2 separate regions of the Homo sapiens genome follow, and region 2 is linked to region 1. Evidence: read pairs that join two places in POLR2A ChIA-PET (ENCODE). Cell type or tissue: GM12878. All regions are shown on one strand. Each heading gives the region's core, and the rest is flanking DNA. Links, peaks and the distances in the headings are about the cores only. Region 1 holds the start of RAB42 (RAB42, member RAS oncogene family). Region 2 holds the start of FGR (FGR proto-oncogene, Src family tyrosine kinase).

What was found. Peaks named below come from ENCODE experiments on the same cell type or tissue, not always from the same donor. Only the 100,000 strongest peaks of a DNase experiment are listed, where the experiment ranks them.
Region 2: POLR2A ChIA-PET joins it to region 1 with 5 read pairs; 1 of 35 experiments calls an interaction of 5 or more read pairs at or near these places.

What each region holds. Positions count from the first base shown.
Region 1 is chr1:28,591,191-28,595,572 of GRCh38, reverse strand. RAB42 (RAB42, member RAS oncogene family) reads right to left here and starts at 3,308. Exons shown (of 2, transcript NM_001193532.3): 1 at 2,829-3,308; 2 at 124-1,879. The coding sequence starts at 3,061. The coding sequence ends at 1,456. RefSeq lists an enhancer at 1,580-2,316 and a silencer at 3,098-3,167. In GM12878, for the core only: no CTCF peak of the experiment used is centred there; no DNase peak of the experiment used is centred there; H3K4me3 peaks cover 485 bases.
Region 2 is chr1:27,634,972-27,639,353 of GRCh38, reverse strand. It overlaps FGR (FGR proto-oncogene, Src family tyrosine kinase), which reads left to right and starts at 4,169. Exons shown (of 13, transcript NM_005248.3): 1 at 4,169-4,289. RefSeq lists an enhancer at 1,986-2,045. In GM12878, for the core only: no CTCF peak of the experiment used is centred there; a DNase peak (open chromatin) is centred at 2,177; H3K27ac peaks cover 959 bases.

The DNA.
Region 1 (4,382 bases), core at 307-4,306:
TGCTGAGATTCGGCCTAACATAAACAGTGTCTCTTCCATGAAGCCTTCCCTAATTGCTCCCAGGACATTCCCTGCCTAGCAGTTCCCATCATAGGTTAGGTTACCAGGAGGCAGATTCTGAGATGGAGATGAGTGTGCAGATGTTTATTAGGGGATATTCTTGAAATGGATACCTGTTTGGGGAAGAAAAGGAAGCAGGATTGGGCAAGGGGATAACTTGGCTATGATGTCACAACAGTGTCCTCAATGAAGCCCACAGAGACTGATAAAGTTGGTTTTGACTTTCAGAGTTGTCCAGAGCTGGGGCAAGAGGGAGTCCTTTAAGGCCCCCCAGGAGATGAACTTTGGATACAAGCTGCCCTGAAGGGAGGGCCTTTCCCAGAGAGTGGGGCAAGCTGAAGTCCATCATCCAGTGGCACTCCAGCAGCTGGGGAGAGGGTTGATGGGTTCCCCAGCCAGAAAGGGGGATCTTGGTGGCTCATCACAGTGGCCACTGTGTGCCCAACATAGTTGCTACACATTCATGTTCATCCCAGCCTCCAACATCCATTTTTCAGCCCCTGGGCCTGGTCGGGGGGGCATTGGCCAGCAACCCTGGGTTTGACGTCACATATTAATCCCATGCCCAGAATCATTTTAGCCTGAGGACATAAGAAGCCTCCAAGCCAAGCTCCCCCTGGAATTCCCCGCACCTGCCTTTGCCCATGCATCAGCTTCCTGACGCTGGCTTCTCAGTGTCTGAGCCCAGGAATGCTGCCAGAGTGGCCACATCGCAGCCAAGAAAAAGGGAGTGGGAATGAGAGCTTTTGTCATTCAATTCACAGCGCGGCAGGCTCTGGGTGAGCACATCCTGTCCACTGTCTCATTTGTGGTCACCACCTCCCTTCAAGGTGGGATCTTTTATGAGCCCCATCGATAGATAGGGACACTGAGGCTCAAGGACAGGAAGTTGCACATCTGGTCTCTCAGGCCTTTCTTTTCTTTTCTTTTTTTTTTTTGAAACAGAGTCTCACTCTGTTGCCCAGGCTGGAGTGCAGTGGCGCAGTCTTGGCTCACTGCAATCTCTGCCTCCCAGGTTCAAGCAATTCTCCTGCCTTAGCCTCTGGAGTAACTGGGATTACAGGCATGCACCACCACGCCTGGCTAATTTTTGTATTTTTAGTAGAGACAGGGTTTCACCATGTTGGCCAGGCTGGTCTCGAACCCCTGACCTCAGGTGATCCACTGTCCTTGGCCTCCAAAAATGCTAGGATTACAGGCGTGAGCCACCATGCCTGGCCATCAGAACTTTCTTTTCTGTAGAAAGCCTCGACTCCAAAATCCAGGAAGCATGACTGTGTCAGGATACTGTTTATATGAACCCTTCTGTCATTTGTCCTCCAGAGAGATATTAACACTCCCCATCCCACCAGGTGGGCTAAGGCTGGGACTGCTTTAACCCTTTCTCTCCTAGAGTCAACACTGGCATGGGCCTGAGTGCTGCTTCCTGCTGGGGGACCTGGGGATTTGGGTCTTGTGGATGAGCCGGACACCCCCCCAGCCCTCTTCTAGCTTGATGTCCCCCTGCTGCAGGGCCTGCTGGATAGCATCAGCGAGGGTGTCAAAGGCCAGGTCCACATTGCAGTTGTTTTTAACCGAGGTCTCCACGAAGGCCATGCCCAGGGAGGCAGCTAGCTCCTCGGCCTCCTGGGCTGAGACACAGCGGGTGCTCTGCAGGTCACTCTTGTGGCCAACCAGCAGGAAGATGACCTTGTCCGGGCCCTGAGTGGCCATGACCTCCTGGTGCCAGTCTTGGATGTGTTCAAAGGACTTCCTGTTTGTCACATCAAAGACCAGCAGGACACCCACCACATTCCGGTAAAAGGACCTGGTGATGCACCTGGGGAGGCAGGGAGGTGGAAAGGTAAGCTGGGAGAGGCTGATGCCTCCATGACACCCCCAGAGGCAGGACCTCCTCCCCCTGGGATCCACAGAATGCCTCACACCCCAACAGGGCTCACTTCACACGGCCCCGTGGTTCTCTGCCTCGGTGTCTGTGTCTCTCCTAACAGTCTGGGTGCTGGCCGGGTGCGGTGGCTCACGCCTGTAATCCCAGCACTTTGGGAGGCCGAGGCGGGTGGATGTGGATCACGAGATCAGGAGATCCAGACCATCCTGACTAACACGGTGAAACCCCGTGTCTCTACTGAAAATACAAAAAAATTAGCCGGGCGTGGTGGCGGGCGCCTGTAGTCCCAGCTACTTGGGAGGCTGAGGCAGGAGAATGGCGTGAACCCAGGAGGCGGAGCTTGCAGTGAGCCAAGATCGCACCACTGCACCCCAGCCTGGGCGACAGAGAGAGACTCCGTCTCAAAAAAAAAAAAGAAAAGAAAAAAGTCTGGGTGCTCCAGTTAGGGAGCAAGCGTGACTTGAATCCCTCATTCTTGGAGAAGGCCTGGTGCTGCCCTGACCTAGGTCTTCGTTCCTCTGTTCTCTTCCTGGCAAACTCCTGCTGATCCTCTCTCCCTTCCACATCTCCTCGACACTTCCCGCTCTGTTCCCCTGAGCTCTCAGCACCCGGGGCCAGTATCACTCAGCATCTCTCCAGAGTCCAGAGCTCAAAGCCAGGGATGTTCCTGGTCTCTGGGACTCGACCCACCCCGCAGTGTTCGTGGGAAAAATGACTCCGAGCAGGGGAGGTTCTGGCCCCAGTGGACCGGGCGGGACCCAGGGCAGGGACCTCGCCCTCCGCCTGACCTCTGAGTTGGCCTCTCGGGAGTTGCCGTGGCCTAAAGCACGCTCACCGAGCCCCCCACCAGAAGTCCCTCCCGCGCCCCGGCTACCCGCACCTGAAGCGCTCGTGGCCCGCGGTGTCCCAGAGTTGCAGCTTGACCCGCGGCCCGGCCCGCAGCTGCAGCGCGCGGCGGTAGCACTCGGCGCCCACCGTGGGCTCGGGCTCGGGCTCCGGCTCCGGGGCGCCAGGCGCGCCTGCCACGTAGCTCCGCAGCAGCGACGTCTTGCCCACCGCCGCGTCCCCCAGCAGCGCGACCCGAAATTGGTAGCGGCAGCCCTCGGCCTCCATGGCCGCGTCCGCCACCCCGCCGCCCCGCGGCGGTTTTGTCCGCGCCCCGACCCCGCCCCTGCCCGGGGCCCCGCCGGCGCCGCCCCCCGCTCCCCGCGCCCAGCCACCGTACCCGGCGGGGCACCGAGGGCGTCGGACCGAGTGGAAACTCCTGGCCAAGTTTCTCTCTCTCGAAGCCTCAATTCTCTCCTCTGTAAAAGGGGGCTAATGATGACCCCTACTTCACAGGATAAAGGGACTAAACTAGATGAAGTGAGGAGGGGCATGGGGAGGAGACTAACAGCGCTGAAGCATCCACCTCACTCATTTCTTAATCTCCAGCCCCACCCCCTTACCCGCTCCACACCGCTCCCCCGCCCCACCCCCCGCCTCCTCTGTGGGTTCCCTAGTTGGCGCCCAACCCTCTGCTGGACCCGGGAAGGCCACTCTGGAAGTGAGTGGTTAGTAGATGCTCCCTCTCCACCCAGAAGCCCTTTCCTGGAGCCCTCATTAGCCCCGGCCTGGGGCCTCTAGTTCAGTGTTCAGGTTCAACGTTCAACAGCCCCCACGGCTTCCTCTAATGCCTGTCTGAGTTGGACACCAGGGCCCCAGAAGGAACTTGGGCACAGTCTGGTTGAGGAGGCAGGACAGACACAGACAACTGCAGTTCTAAAGGGAGTGCAGTTGGCCTGTGGATTCGACAACTAACATGTATGAGGCCAACGGTCAGTTCATGTTTTGTGGACAGCAACCCTTTGACAGGGCCATGGGAGTGCCCCTCTTAGAGCTGAGGAGACTGAGGCTCAGAGGCACGGCTTGTCTCAGGTCACACAGCAGAGTTGGGACTCACATCCAGGTTTGTCTCATCCTTCATCACCCCTTCGATGCCACAAAAGGGGACAAAGCAGGTCCCACAAGCACTAAGACACTGGTTGAGTTTTGCTTGGGTGAGGGGCTAGGGTGAGGCAGCACATGAGCCTCCAAGGTTTACTCCACCCTTTCCAGGCTGGCCTTCTGGAAACCCAGGGCACTGAGGCTGGAGTTCCAGTTGCTCCAGCCAACTCTAGTCTCTCTAGTCTCGTTTTTATTTATTTACTTATTTTTGAGATGGAGTCTCACTCTGTCGCCCAGGCTAGAGTGCAGTGGCACAATCTCGGCTCACTGCAACCTCCACCTCCTGGGTCCAAGCCATCCTCCCAACTCAGCCTCCCAAGTAGCTGGGATTATAGGCACCTACCACCACGCCCAGCTAATTTTTGTATTTTTAGTAGAGACGGGGTTTCACCATGTTAGCCAAGGTGGTCTCAAACTCCTGACCTCAAGTGATCCGCCCGCCTCCATC
Region 2 (4,382 bases), core at 121-4,120, 960 kb after region 1:
TTTGGTATCAGTTTTTAGAATTGTTTTATTTATTTATTTAGAGACAGGGTCTTGCTCTGTCACCCAGCCTAGAGTGCAGTGGTACAACCATGGCTCACTGCAGCCTCGAACTCCTGGGCTGCCCAGGCTGGTCTCGAACTCCTGGCTTCAAGTGATCCTCCTGTCTCAGCCTCCCAAAGTTCTGGGATTACAGGTGTGAGCCACCATACCTGACTTAGAATTGTTTTCAAGGAGCTTGTGAATACATGGGCTGAAAGGATAGGAAACTGTGGTCAGAGAGTTGAGGTTTAATTGAATGAATGAATGAATGAATGAATGATAGTGAACACTTATGTGGTATTTACTATGTGCCAAACACTCCTCTAACAGCTCACTGATTTCTCTCAAGACTTCTGTGAGGTGAGGTCTACTAAATTTCCATTTTACATATGAGGAAACTGAGGTACAGAAAGGTGAAATAACTTGGGCAGGGCGCGGTGGCCCACACCTATAATCCCAGCACTTTGGGAGGCCAAGGCAGGTGGATCAGTTGAGGTCAGGAGTTTGAGACCAGCCTGGCCAACAGAGCGAAACCCTGTCTCTACTAAAAATACAAAAATTAGCTGGGTGTGGTGGCTCACGCCTGTAATCCCAGACACTCAAGAGGCTGAGGCAGGAGAATCGCTTGAACCTGGGAGTTACAGTGAGCCAAGATCACATCACTGCACTCCAGCCTGGGAGACAGAGCAAGACTCTGTCTAAAAAAAAAAAAAAAAAAAAAAGGTGAAATAACTTGTCCAAGGTCAGAGTTGGTCTGCAAACCAGGCAGCCTGGGCCCAGAGTCTGTGTTCCTAATCAAGGTTATTCTGAAAGGATGAATGAGGGCATAGAATCCACTTTGCTCGTCCTAAGAAGTGCCAGCTGTCTCCTGACCTCAGATTGGGTCAGAGCCCTAATCTGGTTTAGAGAGGTCCAGAGACAAAAAACAATGAACACAGAAATATATAATTCCAGATTGTGATAGCCATAGAGGAGACAAACTGGATGCTGAGACCGAGAATAAGGAGACCTTCTTAGATGTGGCAGTCAGGGGAGGCTTCCCTGAGGAGACGGCACTTCAATTGAAGAATAAAAAGGAAGCAGTACTGTGAAGAGCAAGAAGAAGAGCATCCTAGGAAGAGGGAACACCATGTAAAAAGACTGTGAGACAAAAATTCAGTGTATTCTAGGAACTGAAAAAGATCCAAATGTGGGTAAAGGGAAAGATGGCTAAAGCTGGGACTGGAGAGGAGGCAGGGGCCAAGCACACAGGGCCTCAGAGGACAAGACAAAGCTGCTGGATTTTATTATTCTTTATTATTATGGTATCGTATGTATTGTATTTTTATTTTTCCAAGCAAAATGAAAGGTAAGGCACTGGGAGATTTTAAGCAAGGGACTAATGTGGCCCAACACATATTTTAAAAAGTAGAAGCAATTTTTTTTTTTGAGACGGAGTCTTGCTTTGTCGCCCAGGCTGAAGTCCAGTGCCGTGATCTCCGCTCACTGCAACCTCCGCCTCCTGGGTTCAAACGATTCTCCTGCCTCAGCCTCCTGAGTAGCTGGGATTACAGGCACCGGCACCACACCCAGCTAATTTTGGTATTTTTAGTAGAGGCGGGGCTTCACCAAATTGGCCAGGCTGGTCTCGATCTCCTGACCTCAAGTGATTCGCCCGCCTCAGCCTCCCAAAACAATGGGATTACAGGCGTCAGCCACCGAGCCCGGCCTGAGAAGCAATGTTGTCATTTTGTTCTTCCATTCATTTGCTTATTCAGTCATCAATTCTTGAATTTCTTCATTCATTCTTTCTTACCTTCCATTATTTAGTTTTTCACTGGGCTTTCCTTTGTTCATCTGTTAATTCCTTTGTCCTTTGGTTGATTCACGTGTTCCTATACACAGAAAGCCTGCTACTGTGTGCTGGGCCTTGTGTGGGTACTGGAGGCATCTACAAGAGCCAGACCCCTGCCCTTGAGGAAAACATATCCCACACACCCATCCCCCAGGAACCAGTGGTGCCCCAGGCAGAAGATGCTGAGGTTCTGCTGGGGGTGTGGAGTGGGTAGAGGCAGCAATCAGGGAAGGCCTCTAGAGCAGATGCTTGTGAGTCAGACCTTGAAGGATGACAGAGCGAGCATGATAGATTGGGGGGATCCCCCAAGAGCAGGGACCAGTCTCTCATCTCTGTGTTCCCTAAGGCTGGCACCTAAGACACAATTATAAACGTTTGCTTGTTTGCTAATTGAACATGTGGGCCGATGGCCAGGCAGGGAGCATTTGATGGCGGAGGTGATGCTGCCCGGCTAGGGTGAAGCCACTCTTCCAGAGACCCTGCACTGCCACTGGCTCCTCTGTCTTCCTCCTCATCCCTCCTCCCATTTCCTAAGAGAAAAGCATTCTTATCTCCATCCCACCACTCTGTTACCCCAGGCACATTGGGCCACACTTGAGCATGTGTACGCATGCACACACACATCCCCACATGCCCCTGCCCATACAAAGAAACACACTTGCCTGCACACCATGGCCTAGTTGTTGATTCCAAAAGCAAAGTCATCATGTCATTGCTTTCTCTCTCTCTCTCTCTCTCACACACACACACACACACACACACTTCTGTGTTTACGCACACTCTCCCTGCCTCTCACCACATCCCAACAGACACATCCTTCTCCACCAAACAGCCCTCCCCACCACACCTCTTCCTCTCCTGGACAGGAGGGATATTCCGGGTTCTTGCTTTAAGGCTGAAGTAACAGTGGTGGGAGTGGGGACTGAACCCCAGATTGAGGAGGGGTCAGGGATCCCTATCAGACAGAGAGACTGGAACTGATAGAGGATGCTACCGTTTCTCTTTTTGTTTTTAAAAATCTTTTTCCACATGTTCTAAGATACTCAGTTTTTCTTCCTTTTTTTTTTTTTTTTTTTTTTTCTTGAGACGGAGTCTCGCTCTGTCGCCCAGGCTGGAGTGCAGTGGCGCCATCTCGGCTCACTGCAAGCTCCGCCTCCCGGGTTCACACCATTCTCCTGCCTCAGCCTCCTGAGTAGCTGAGACTACAGGCGCCCGCCACCACGCCCGGCTAATTTTTTGATTTTTAGTAGAGATGGGCTTTCACTGTGTTAGCCAGGACGGTCTTGATCTCCTAACATCGTGATCCACCCGCCTCGGCCTCCCAAAGTGCTGGGATTACAGGCGTGAGCCGCTGCACCCGGCCTTTTCTTTCTTTTTTTTAAAAAAAGTCATTTTCTGCAACAAAACCCACATTCTTTTTTTGTGTTTTTTTTTTTTAAGGCAGGGTCTTGCTCTGTCACCCAAGGTAGAGTGCAGTAGCTCAATCACAGCTCACTGCAGCCTCGACCTGCCTGACTCGAGGGATCCTTCCACCTCTGCCTCTGCAGTAGCTGGGACCACAGGTGCACACCACCACACCGAGCTAACTTAAGAAAAATTTTTTTTGGTAGAGATGGTGTCTCCCTATGCTGCCTAGGCTGGTCTGGAATTCCTGGGCTCAAGCAATCCTCCCACCCAACCTCCCAAAGTGCTGGGATTACAGGCTGAGCCACTGCCCCCAGCCAGTTACTCAGTTTTTCTAAAACTTGGGTGCCTGGGGGAGGCTGACACCCTTCCCACTCCTCTGAAAGGCAGTTTCCTAAGGGAAGGGTCTTCTGCTGCTCACCACCCTTAACAGCCCTGTGTCCCCAGTGCTCAGCCCCTGAGGAAGGGAAGGCGTGCTGACAGGGTCCATGTGATCCATGTCCAGTGGCTCTGGTGACAGCAGTCTGAAGTCAACTGGCTGTGAGAACTCGAGTAAGGCCAGTCCCGATCTGGTCCTCAGTGATGGAGAAAAGCCCCTCTTAACCTCCAATTCAATGATCCTAAAAGAGCAGGTGCTTCGGGGGTGCTGAAACTGCGCTTTTGGAGGGGGCTTTTGGGAAGGCCGGGCTGGGGACTCAGGTCTGGAGGGTGACAGAGCCGACCTCCCGTAAACCAGGGAGGAGGAAGGTGGGGGCGGGTGGGCCTAGGATCTGGGGGCGCCTCCTCGCTGCGGGGAGCTGGCTTGGGGCTAGGGCGTGACTGTCTCCCTGCCACCATCACCGCCCGCCGGCCGTGACTGCAATAAGAGAAGTCCGAGGCGGCTTCCTCCTCCCTGCCCAGCAGGGGCGGCGGTCAGAGGCGGGCAGCACCCCAGTTCTCCCCGCACGCCGGCACTCGCGGCTGCTGGAGCCCCGGCTGGCTCACCCCGGGGCCGGGCAGAATTGGGCTCCAGGTAAGCGACAGCGTCGGGTGGGGACTGGGCAGGTCAAGCAGTGCCCTCCCCCTCGAGGCTCTGGAGAGAGGACTGGGGGTACACGGGAAGAGA